Regions from separate parts of the Homo sapiens genome. Here region 2 is linked to region 1. Evidence: read pairs that join two places in POLR2A ChIA-PET (ENCODE). Cell type or tissue: IMR-90. All regions are shown on one strand. Each heading gives the region's core, and the rest is flanking DNA. Links, peaks and the distances in the headings are about the cores only. Region 1 has its middle 250 kb from the start of CDH6. Region 2 has its middle 60 kb from the start of CDH6.

What was found. Peaks named below come from ENCODE experiments on the same cell type or tissue, not always from the same donor. Only the 100,000 strongest peaks of a DNase experiment are listed, where the experiment ranks them.
Region 2: POLR2A ChIA-PET joins it to region 1 with 18 read pairs; 2 of 35 experiments call an interaction of 5 or more read pairs at or near these places.

The regions. Positions count from the first base shown.
Region 1 is chr5:30,940,448-30,945,833 of GRCh38, reverse strand. No RefSeq gene overlaps it. Among named protein-coding and RNA genes, the nearest start is that of CDH6, 250 kb to the left of the region's middle. In IMR-90, for the core only: no CTCF peak of the experiment used is centred there; no DNase peak of the experiment used is centred there.
Region 2 is chr5:31,130,811-31,136,196 of GRCh38, reverse strand. No RefSeq gene overlaps it. Among named protein-coding and RNA genes, the nearest start is that of CDH6, 60 kb to the left of the region's middle. In IMR-90, for the core only: no CTCF peak of the experiment used is centred there; a DNase peak (open chromatin) is centred at 2,506; H3K27ac peaks cover 182 bases.

The sequences.
Region 1 (5,386 bases), core at 140-5,139:
AGTAAACTCTGTTGAATAGTATGGCATAGCTCATGCCTGTAATCCCAGCACTTTGGGAGGCTGAAGCGGGAGGATTGCTTGAGCATAGGGGATGGAGGCTGCAGTGAGTCATAATTGCACCTCTGCACATGAACCTGGGTGATGGAGTGAGACCTTGTCTCAAAATAAGAAATGAAAGTGATATGGCTAAAATTTAAAGTGATTAGTTCCCCACATTCCTTTGAAATTGTTCTATTTTTTGAAATTGAAATACTTCTCTGTGCACTTGGCAATTCAACAAAATTTAGAAATATTTATTAAGCAGATACTAGGTGTTATTGATTAATTAAATGAATATTTATTAGACATTTCCTACTTGTCAGACCTAAAGACGTAGCTTTCTCTTGTTAGAAATTTATCTACAAAAATGACATAACGCCTGATTTCAAAGAGTAAACAGTGTGAACAACAACAACAAAAAAACCCGGAGCATGATAAGTACAAATACTTTGTTATTAAATAGAATGGGTAATAAGAACATATATTAAAGGTCCCTGACTTAATTTCTGTTAAGTCAAGGAAGAGGAGTATTGAATAATGATTTCCTGGAAGAAATAACATTTGAGCTGAACTCTGAAGGAGAAGTAGGTGCTTTTAAGTGAATATTTATTAATCATGATGGCAATTTTCTTATTGTACTAAATTATTTAAGAAGCATTGTTTTTCTCCCTAATTCTTATCATTTTTCTCCTTGCTGATTACACTGGAGCCTTTTGAGAATGGGGAATATATTTTGTTTCTAGGTATCTAACAATTATTAAACATAGTGTTATGCATGATCAAGATACATATTATATGATTTCTCTCACTAATATTAAGTAAATTGAAGCTTTGCAGTGATGGTTCTAGGAGTCAGAAGAAGACACTTGGATGGTTACCACCATGAGCTGTGATTTATTTACTGTACTGAGCTCAAGTGATCTCCAATAACCATAATATTTGGAAAGGCTCTATGTGGCTTACCCCATGTGGGCTTTTACAGGTAACATGCCTTTTGGGAAATACTAAGATTGAATTATAATTTTTAAAATTCTTTTCTTTTTGAAGTCTTTACTGAACGCGTTGCAAATATTTCTTCTATTTTTCATATAACTTCGGTGTATAGATAACTGAACTTTCTGTGTTTCAAAAATGTTGGCCTTTATGTTGTTGTAGACTCATCAGGGCCAGAATTTTTAAAATAATTTTAATTAATTTTATCTTCAGGAAGGATGCGTGATGAGGATTTAGTAAATACACTCAGTTGGTAATTAGGCTGACAGGTCTACTTTTCATTTTTCTTTTCTTTATTCTGTTGCTTCTTTCATTCTAAAACAGTCAAAAATACATGTGGATTATTTTAATTTAGAAGAGGGAAAATTTCTAATGATTGTGTATTAAATACACACCAGATATCTGGGTTCCTAGGACCATCCTCTGAACCAGTGAGTGGGTATTTAATTGATCTTGATGGAGGACAAGATAAACTTTCTTTTAGATTATTGCTGGAGGGGGAAGAAAGAGTGATTTTATTATAGTAAGTATACGGTTACATTACTTTCTTGTATTTACTGCCTAAGAATATTGCTTTATCTGACACTTACTGTTAAAGTGGTGAAGTTTGGCCCGTGCAGTGGCACTTTGGGAGGCTGAGGCAGGTGGATTGCTTGAGACCAGGAGTTCGAGACCAGCTGGGCAACATGGCAAAACCCTGTCTCTACAAAAAATTTTAAAATTAGACAGGCGTGGTGGCACATGCCTGTAGACCCAGCCACCTGGGAGGCTGAGGTGGGAGGATTGCTCGAGCACTGGAGGTAGAGGTTGCAGAAGGTGTGATTCTGCCACTGCACTCCAGCCTGGGCAGCAGAGTGGACTCTGTCTCCAAAAAAAAAAAAAAAAAGATATTAAGCTTATTATTTTTGGCTGTCTTTCTGACTAGTAGCATCTCCAATTCTTTTCCCTTGTGCATTTCCCTTTCAGGTAGATTATTTATATTATACTAAATTGTTCTTCTCCACCTACGTAAGTGAATTTTGAGGAGCTAAACATTATCTATTCACTTAATCTCTCCTCAGAGTTCATATTGCCAAGAACCTATATTATTTTTAGAAATACTTCTCTGTACTTTTTCAACAGAATGATGTCCAGACTATTTTAATATCTTAAATTAAGTTTCTAATGCTTTGTAAAGTACTGATATAACCTCTCATTATGGAGTATTTCTTTTTAATCATGTTGGGTTAGCACTGACCTTTTTCTTTTTTCTTTAAGAATGCTGCTTAGCTTAAGAAGCGCTTATGCCAAGTGCCAATTTAAAATGAAGAAATATACCTGTTGAAAAAGAATACACATACCACTGTTTACTCATTGTGGCATCCCTTATCTGGCAATTTTAACCATTTGAAATTTCAGTGACAGCTTGAAATTAGAAGAGCTCTCTGAGTTGTAGTAGTTGCTTATGATGTATATCCCAGAAAAATCTGTGGGTTGGTATTTGGTGAACATTCTCCTAACTAGACCCTCAGGATTTTTTTTTTTTTTTCTTTTGAGAGGGAGGCGTTTCACTCTTGTTGCCCAGGCTGGAGTGCAATGGCGAGATCTCAGCTCACTGCAACCCCTGCCTCCTGGGTTCAATTAATTTGCCTGTCTCACCCTCCCAAATAGCTGAGATTACAGGCACAAGTCACCACACCCGGCTAATTTTGTATTTTTAGTAGAGACGGGTTTTACCATGTTGGAGGCTGGTCTCGAACTCCTGACCTCAGGTGATCTGCCTGTCTTTGGCCTCCCAAAGCGCTGGGATTACAGGCATGAGCCACCATGCCCAGCCAGTCCTCAAGATTTTAATTAGGGCTTTCTTATCCCTATTTATGAATTAAGCTAGTTTTTCTGATTTCTCAACCTTCAACAGAGTGAAAATAGCAAAGCGGAAGCCAGAGAAAAAATGAAGAGCATATGTGTTTTGAAATGGAGATGATATAAATAATGAACACATTGAAAAATTTATCCCATTTTATGGCTGTTCTGATTTAAAAGATAAAAGCATTTTATTGACCTTTTTGCATATATTTTGACAGTTGTCTGAATGGTTTTTGGCCAAGAAGAATGTTTTTGGTTTAGATTCTGGGGTTCCTTTTTGTAAAATGGGGATAATATAAGACAGAAATCTGAGCTATGTAATTTTTTTAAGTAGAATACTTTATAATCAGAAAATATGCTATATTACCATATCTCAAAGACTCTGCAGATTCAGTTATTATACATAAAGTGCACTATGTATCAGCTCATTATCTTTCTTAATTCAGTTCTAGAACTATATTACATAAGCATTCTTAACTAATCCTCCCACAGGGTACTTGGAAGAATGGTGGCAATTGAACTATTGACCTATGGGAATTATATCTATTTGTTTTAAAATAGATGTAAATAACAAAAACATTAAAAGAGTCCTTCATTTTTTGCCTGATATGATAATGAAAAATGAGAACGTTTTAGTTCAACTCTTTGAATAACTTTTGTCCACTTTTTAAGACGTTTGCACACAAAGGATAATATTGTATGGCTGGATTTCGAGTTATTATACTGACAGTTGAAAATCATGGAGGCTGGAAATGTTACGGTCAGAAGCACCACCCTCAAGTGCACTGGTGATGATGAATGTCATCTGAGGACCGCCAATCCGTTCTCTCTTCACTAGTTTCAGATGTTACAGACTCTGCCAATCAGCAATGAGCCAAGATTCTTCATGATGCCAAGCCCCTGCCATGTGAGATAGCAAATACACTTTCTCATACACAGATTTTCAAATGCTTTCATTAATACTAAATTGCAATAGTAAGTGATACCTGCTTGCACCTTTTGGATTTTGTCCTAGTGACAGCACATGGCAGTCTAGGGCTCTTCACACTAGATCTTCCAAAGGTACAGCATCCTTTGTACTGTCCCCATTCTTGCTTCTCCATGGCCCCAGGATGGCTTGTCAAGCATTGCACGGATGCTTTAACAGATGAATAAGCCACTGAGACTTTTGATGGTTTAGTGAGGGTGGTTTTCATAGGAGGAAGTGAAAAGAATCTTGGCTAACACAGATATGGAGCTTAAATGTAAATCTTCTAAAATATAAATATTCTTGTATTTGATTGCAGTTATTAGTTCTATTTTGAGGGTGTTGGTTGCTCACTTAGCAATTTAGCAAAAAGAAAACCAAATAGAATAAGATGTTGGTGCCTTTTTTTCCTTACTTTTTTTCTTTTTAAGTAAATATGAGAGTGAGGTGCTATTTTTATTTTGCATGGATGTTCCTCTCCTGACCTTCTGCCCCCTTCCCCACGAAAAAAAAAAAAAAACAGAAAAGCATTTAGGTCAGGTATTTCTTCAGTGTCATGGCCAAAGTCAAAATGGAAAAAGAATCCCCTCTCTACTAGTTTCTTTGAAAACTAGATTCCAAAAACAATGTAGTCGGTGAAACTGTTTTTGATCAGTAACAGCAGTGGATTAAAATGTGTGTAATCTGCAGTACAGGATGTTTTTTTTTTTTTTTTTTTTTTGATTTGCCAACTTTTGAAGCATCACAAATCGATAAACTAGCCAGTCATCCCATACACCTGGGCAGCATGCTGCTTTCCTGGATGAGGCCCTAGAGTCCATTTGGCAGAGGACAAGCGAAGTGTGAGATCGCCGTCAGCGATGGGTAATGTGTGAACGCTGCCAGTGTGTGTTGAGAAATCTGAGTGTATTTCCTGGAGACACCCCAAACTTAAAAGTTTTTATGTTCCCCCTTATACCATTGACTTGAGTTCAACGAAGTTGTCAATGTCTGTTTGATAACAGCAGTGTGGTCTTGCTGGGCATGGCTGCATTTTAATCACTTCATGGATATTAAGGGCTTTAGTTCCAGTTTATTCCTGCCTGTCTCTTTCTTCCAAAATTTCCCTTAATCTGGCTCTTGATAGGAGGGACTTGCCTCTAGGGGACAAGCAGAAGCAAAAGATAACAGGAAAGCCCGCACTATGCCAGGTTGTCTTGAAACATGAAAGGTCAGACCCTACATTTGTCTAAAAATAAATCTCTTTCCACAGGGTTAGTAAAACTGCTATCACAAAAAAAAAAAAAAAAAATCTTTGCTTTCATTTTCTTCCTTTCTTTCTCTCTAGAAAGATATGCCAATATATTCTAAACTGGCTGATTAACTGCTAACAGAGTTTGGTTCAAACCTCCCAAGCCCATTTTAAACACCTTTAGGGGAATAACTGATAAGGTGTCTAGTGCTGCAATAAACACAATACCACTGCAGGCCTTTTGAAGTATGAGTTTATATTAGTATCATTATCATTGTTATTTTTTCCTCCCTTTCTTCATTTTGCATAAA
Region 2 (5,386 bases), core at 291-5,290, 190 kb before region 1:
AAGCAATGGATTTTTAGATTTTAAAATCTTTAGATTTTAATAAGAACAACTTACTTTTTATAGATTTTTAGTAATATTTTATTCATGCTATTTTGAATAAACCTGTTATGATGTTTGCTAACTTTTGCTGCCTCCTGTGGGATCGCTTATGTTTCTAAATGAGATGATGTGTTAGGGGAGGTTAAGTTGCAGTAAGACAAACAAATCTCAAAATTTTGGTGAATTAGCACAAAAGTTTATTTTTTTCCTCAGGTTACATGTTCATTGTGAATCTGCAAAGCGGGGGCACTACTCATTGTTGTCACTCACGGGTAGAAGAAGCCAATGGAGGCTCGATTTGGACATGAACTTCCCAGGGACTAGAGAATGCGGCGCTTAAAACTTCTGCTAAATTATGTGTTTCCTTTGTGCTTCCATTTCTTTGGCCACAGCAAGTCACATGACATGATAGGAAACACAACCCTCCCACAAAGCCAGTGGAGAACTGGAATCTTTGCAAATGGCCCTCAAGCCTGTCATCTATGTGCATGGTAACAGGAGAGGGAATTGGAAAGGTGAGTTAGGGGCTGCTTTCTGAAGTTGTGTTTGCAAAACACACAAACCAGTTTAATATGGTCAGGCTTTGTGTCCCTGCCCAAATCTCATCTTGAATTGTAATCCCCAGATGTTGAGGGAGAGACCTGGTGGGAAGTGACTGAATCATGGGGGCAGTTGCCCCCCTGCTGTTCTCATGATAGTGATGAGTTCTCATGAGATCTGATGGTTTTATAAGGCAGTTTTCCCTGCTCTTGCTAGCTCTTCTCTCTCCTGCTGCCATGTGAAGAAGATCCTTGCCTCCCCTTTGTCCTCCATGATTGTAAGTTTCCTGAGGTCTCCCCATCCATGTGGAACTGTGAGTCAATAAAACCTCTTTCCTTTATAAATTTCCAGTCTTGGGTAGTTCTTTACAGCAGTGTGAAAATGGACTAATACATAGTTTTACCTTTATTTTGTTTCTGTGAGGTGTTTTTCAGTTGAAGGTATTCATGGTAGATAGTAATAGAGAAGCTGTAGCTGTTACAAGCTACCTTTTTTTTTTCCTCCTGCCTGTACTCATCTTTAGGAAGTATATATAATTTTAAACTCTGTGGGCTGAACAATAAGTGAATTATTGCACGAAGGACAATCAATTTAAAAGTTTACTTATATGTGTGAAGTTTAAGACGATTAAATGGTGATTTTTTTAGATATCAATATCTACTGCTTTTATTGTCTGCTATATAGTAATAGAGTAAAATCCTTAACCCGGTTATAACAAGTGAGACACAGCTTCCTCCCACACATGTGCAGTGTTCTCTTGACTACTTTAAAAAACGTGAGTACTTTTTCCCCTTTGAACTGCGTGCACGTTAAAAAAAAAAAAACACAAAAATCATGTCCTTTTAAGTGTATTTAATATCACATGATATATTCATATTTTTCTGTTGCCAATCTACTGACAGATTATAAGAAAAGAAAAGCAAGAGAGAGAAGAAAAGAAAAATGGAAACCATGACACTGTCATGGTGGCAGGTAAAAGTGTGATTTTTTTTTTTTTTGAGACGTAGTCTTGCTGTACCAGGCTGGAGTGCAGTGGCCCCATCTCAGCTCACTGCAACCTCTGCCTCCCGGGTTCAAGCGATTCTCCTCCCTTAGCCTCCCGAGTAACTGCGACTACAGGCGCGTGCCACCATGCCCAGCTAATTTTTGTATTTTTAGTAGAGATGGGGTTTCACCATGTTGGCCAGGCTGGTCTCGATCTCTTGACCTCATGATCCGCACACCTCCACCTCCCAAAGTGCTGGGATTACAAGCGTGAGCCACCGCACCTGCCTGGCCAAGAGCATGATTTTTGAGAAGGGATTGGAATGGCCCTGGGTAGTAGGGAGGTTTTATTGGCCTGAGTACACATCAAAAAGGCTATTTTCAAAATCAGCTTAAAGAAATGTAAGCCAAAATGAACTAATTTTCATTTAGTAGGAATTAAAAAATAAAAGGTGGGTGTATTCTTTTTTGAGCACAAGTTTAGTATTCAAGTGACTGCTATGCCAAGTGGAAAGTAATGCCCTTAATGGAAATATAATGAGTAGTGAGGTCAAGAAATGGATGTACTCTAAATTATTTTCTTAATAAAGAACAGACCTTTATTCTCTAATTTCTTTTAATTTCAACAATAAAGATTTTTAAACAATAGAAAAAGGGTGAGAACCTAGGTTTCTATTTTATGAAATGTTATCAAAAATTCTTAAAAAAGTGTCAAATAGGACTGTCTCATAAATGTGTTTATTTTTCAGGGACTTTGAAGCTAGGTTTCCTTAGCTTTTGAGTTGCTTTCTTTTGTTATTGAATTGCCTTCCCTTGTTTGTTTATTTCCACACTATGAGGTGGGTTCTTAAGGGAGCAGACACCCTCCTGGCTGCATAGCGCTGGACTTGAATATGCTCGGTCCAAGGAAGCTATCATGGGATGGAAAGGCTTTCTGCAGAGATGTCTCTGTTCGCAGCAAAAGAGGAAACAGGAAATGACTCAGGGCAAGTCTTGCTAAACTGGAAAAATCAATTAGACACACTCCTAAATAGAATCAGAAAACATTATAGTCAGAGAAAAAGGAGAAAGTGTATGAGAAAGGTTGCTTTCCATTCCCACCTGGGAACTGAAAGACGTTTAGGGAGGTGCAATACCTCTCCACTGCTACAGGTTTCTTTCCAGTCATGTTAACCTGTATGGGGAATCACGACTGAATAGATATTTTCATTATTTCCATTGATTCTGCTTTTAACATTTTTATTTTAAAAATGTTTTCTAGTTACAAAAGCAGCACAGTAGACTGGAAACAAAAATGAGTGAACTTGACTGAAATATGCACTTCCCACTTAAACATATGGCAAATAAAGCCGTAATAATAGCTCTGACCTCAGAAGACTGTCCTTTACATTACACAGTGCAGATTTGGGCAGTGGTCTAACATCAGGTCTGCAACCAATTGCTACAATTGAGTTGCAAGCTTTACATTTTTTTTTTTTTTTGAGACGGAGTCTCACTCTGTCGCCCAGGCTGGAGTGCAGTGGCGAGATCTTGGCTCATTGCAACCTCCGCCTCCCAGGTTCAAGCAATTCTTCTGCCTCAGCCTCCCAAGTAGCTGGAACTATAGGCGCGTGCCACCATGCCTGGCTAAGTTTTGTATTTTTAGTAGAGACGGGGTTTCACTATGTTGGCCAGGCTGGTCTTGAACTCCTGACCTTGTGATCCTCTCGCCTTGGCCTCCCAAAGTGTTGGAATTACCACATGAGCCACCGCACCTGGCCCTACATTCTTAAGTCATATTATTTAGGCAGGACATTGAAAGCTAAGAAAGCAAATTTATTTCTCAGAAGAAAACTCCCAACAATAACTTCTGTTGGTCTTCATGTTGCTCTAGTACAATTGGTCATCCTATATCTTAAAAAACAAAACAAAACAAATGGAGTTTGAGAGTCTAAAACTCAACATCAACTACACAGCCTCTCATTTGATGAACTCTTAGTTTTTGCTTATTTTTAAGCCTATCTGATAAGGATGTTTAGTACGTTATTGCTAAGCCTCTTTGGACATTTACTTTCATTTATTCTGAGTACCAGAAATTCAAAAGACAGGATGAAATGGCTACTCTCAGGAATGTGTAGAGTCTATAATAAAATCAAAATATAGACTAAATAACAACACAACCAAGAAAAACAGAATGTGAGCTGAAGAGAAAGAAAAAAGAAAACCCCAGCATCTCAAAATTAAGCAGTCATTAGTGTTTATATCAGTTGACTGATGTATATAAGTGAGAGTTTCTTGCCTCATCTACTTTCATCTTGTTCTCGTCTTCTCTTCCCTTTTCCCTTCTTCTCTATCATGATACTTGCTAGAAATTTATGCAGAAAAGAAAATTGATAGACAAAACCTAAACAAATATTAATAATCCTTGCACACTTACTAAGAACCAGGAGACAACCAAACCCCCCCAAAAATATTAATCCTAACAGAAAATAGTATTTTTGGGTACTCTGAGATACAGACATCAAAGGAATGTCCTCATGCAGAACTCTCTCTATGACATTGTTTTTGGGGGAATGTAATTAGCACCTATGTTATAGCTTTCTATTAAGCTCATAGTTTATTTACTGAACTGATATTTTGGAAGTCAGGCCAGCCACTGTACACTTGATGCTTATCCATAAGTTCTAATAACATTTAGACATTTTATCGATTTCTAAGCAAAATTACATTTTTGTTATTCAACATTGTCTTTTTAGAGTATCCTATTTCCACCACAGTCGAGTGTCCAGAGGCATCAACAGAGCAGCGTTGCGTTGCAACATATACATTTCGCATTTCCTTAGTGGCTTATTTGTCATTAAAAGGTTTGAAAAGGTTTCTGTTCCCCAAACTCAGGTTGAGAAATATTATCTGGTATTTACACATGTCTATGTTTACTGTCTAATTTAATTGTGAGTCAGATTGAACACAGAAGAAATGAGACATTTGCATGGTCATGATTATCAAGAGGTCGAAAGTACTATTTTCCTTGGGTGATAACCCAGTGAGTGATGCGGGACTCAACACCGTGGTCGACTGCACACATTTCAGCACCATCGCACTTGGAAACCTTTTTGGTTCAGTGCAGAACTTCTTAAAGATTAAAACAGATTTATGGTATCAAAAGGTATTTTGATGGTCAGCCAAAATTCCACACGGATGGGATTATGCCCCATAAACTTTATCCTCCTTTCCAATGATTTTTAAATATGATTTTTAGAGATGGATTAAATGTAGATTCCTTTGTATTTGTAATACATATTTCAAATTACTACAATAGATTTACTGTGCAGGTCTGCGTGAACTCCAGGGACCTGAAGGCCGGCTTGGTCAAACGACTTGCAGGAGTGTTCTGGTTATTAACATGCTTAATGTTGTAGGCCAGATGAAATAAGGAAGCCAGCAGAAAAGCCCAGCTTTCTTTGGAGACAGTACACTCTATCTTGCTTTAATTTGCTCCTTGGAGTCTGTACACGCTACTGGTGATATAGGTAAGGCAAGGTTACAAAAAGGTCTTTCTACTATTACTCTAAGGCAGAGTTTCTGCATTATAATTAAATTCTGTAAATTTGGGCTTCCTTAAATGCATAAAATCACAAAATACTACATTTTAGTTTATAAAAAAGGTTTACAATCTCTCATTCAAAACTCTTGGGATCTGAAATACTCTTAAAAGCTCAAATTCTCCCTCCCCCAAACTTTAGAAAGATAATATTATGCACATATTGCATATGACGCAATCAATGCTATCAACAAAGTCTAGGTAAAACCCCACTATCAAACACATTAATATTTTTCCAGAAAA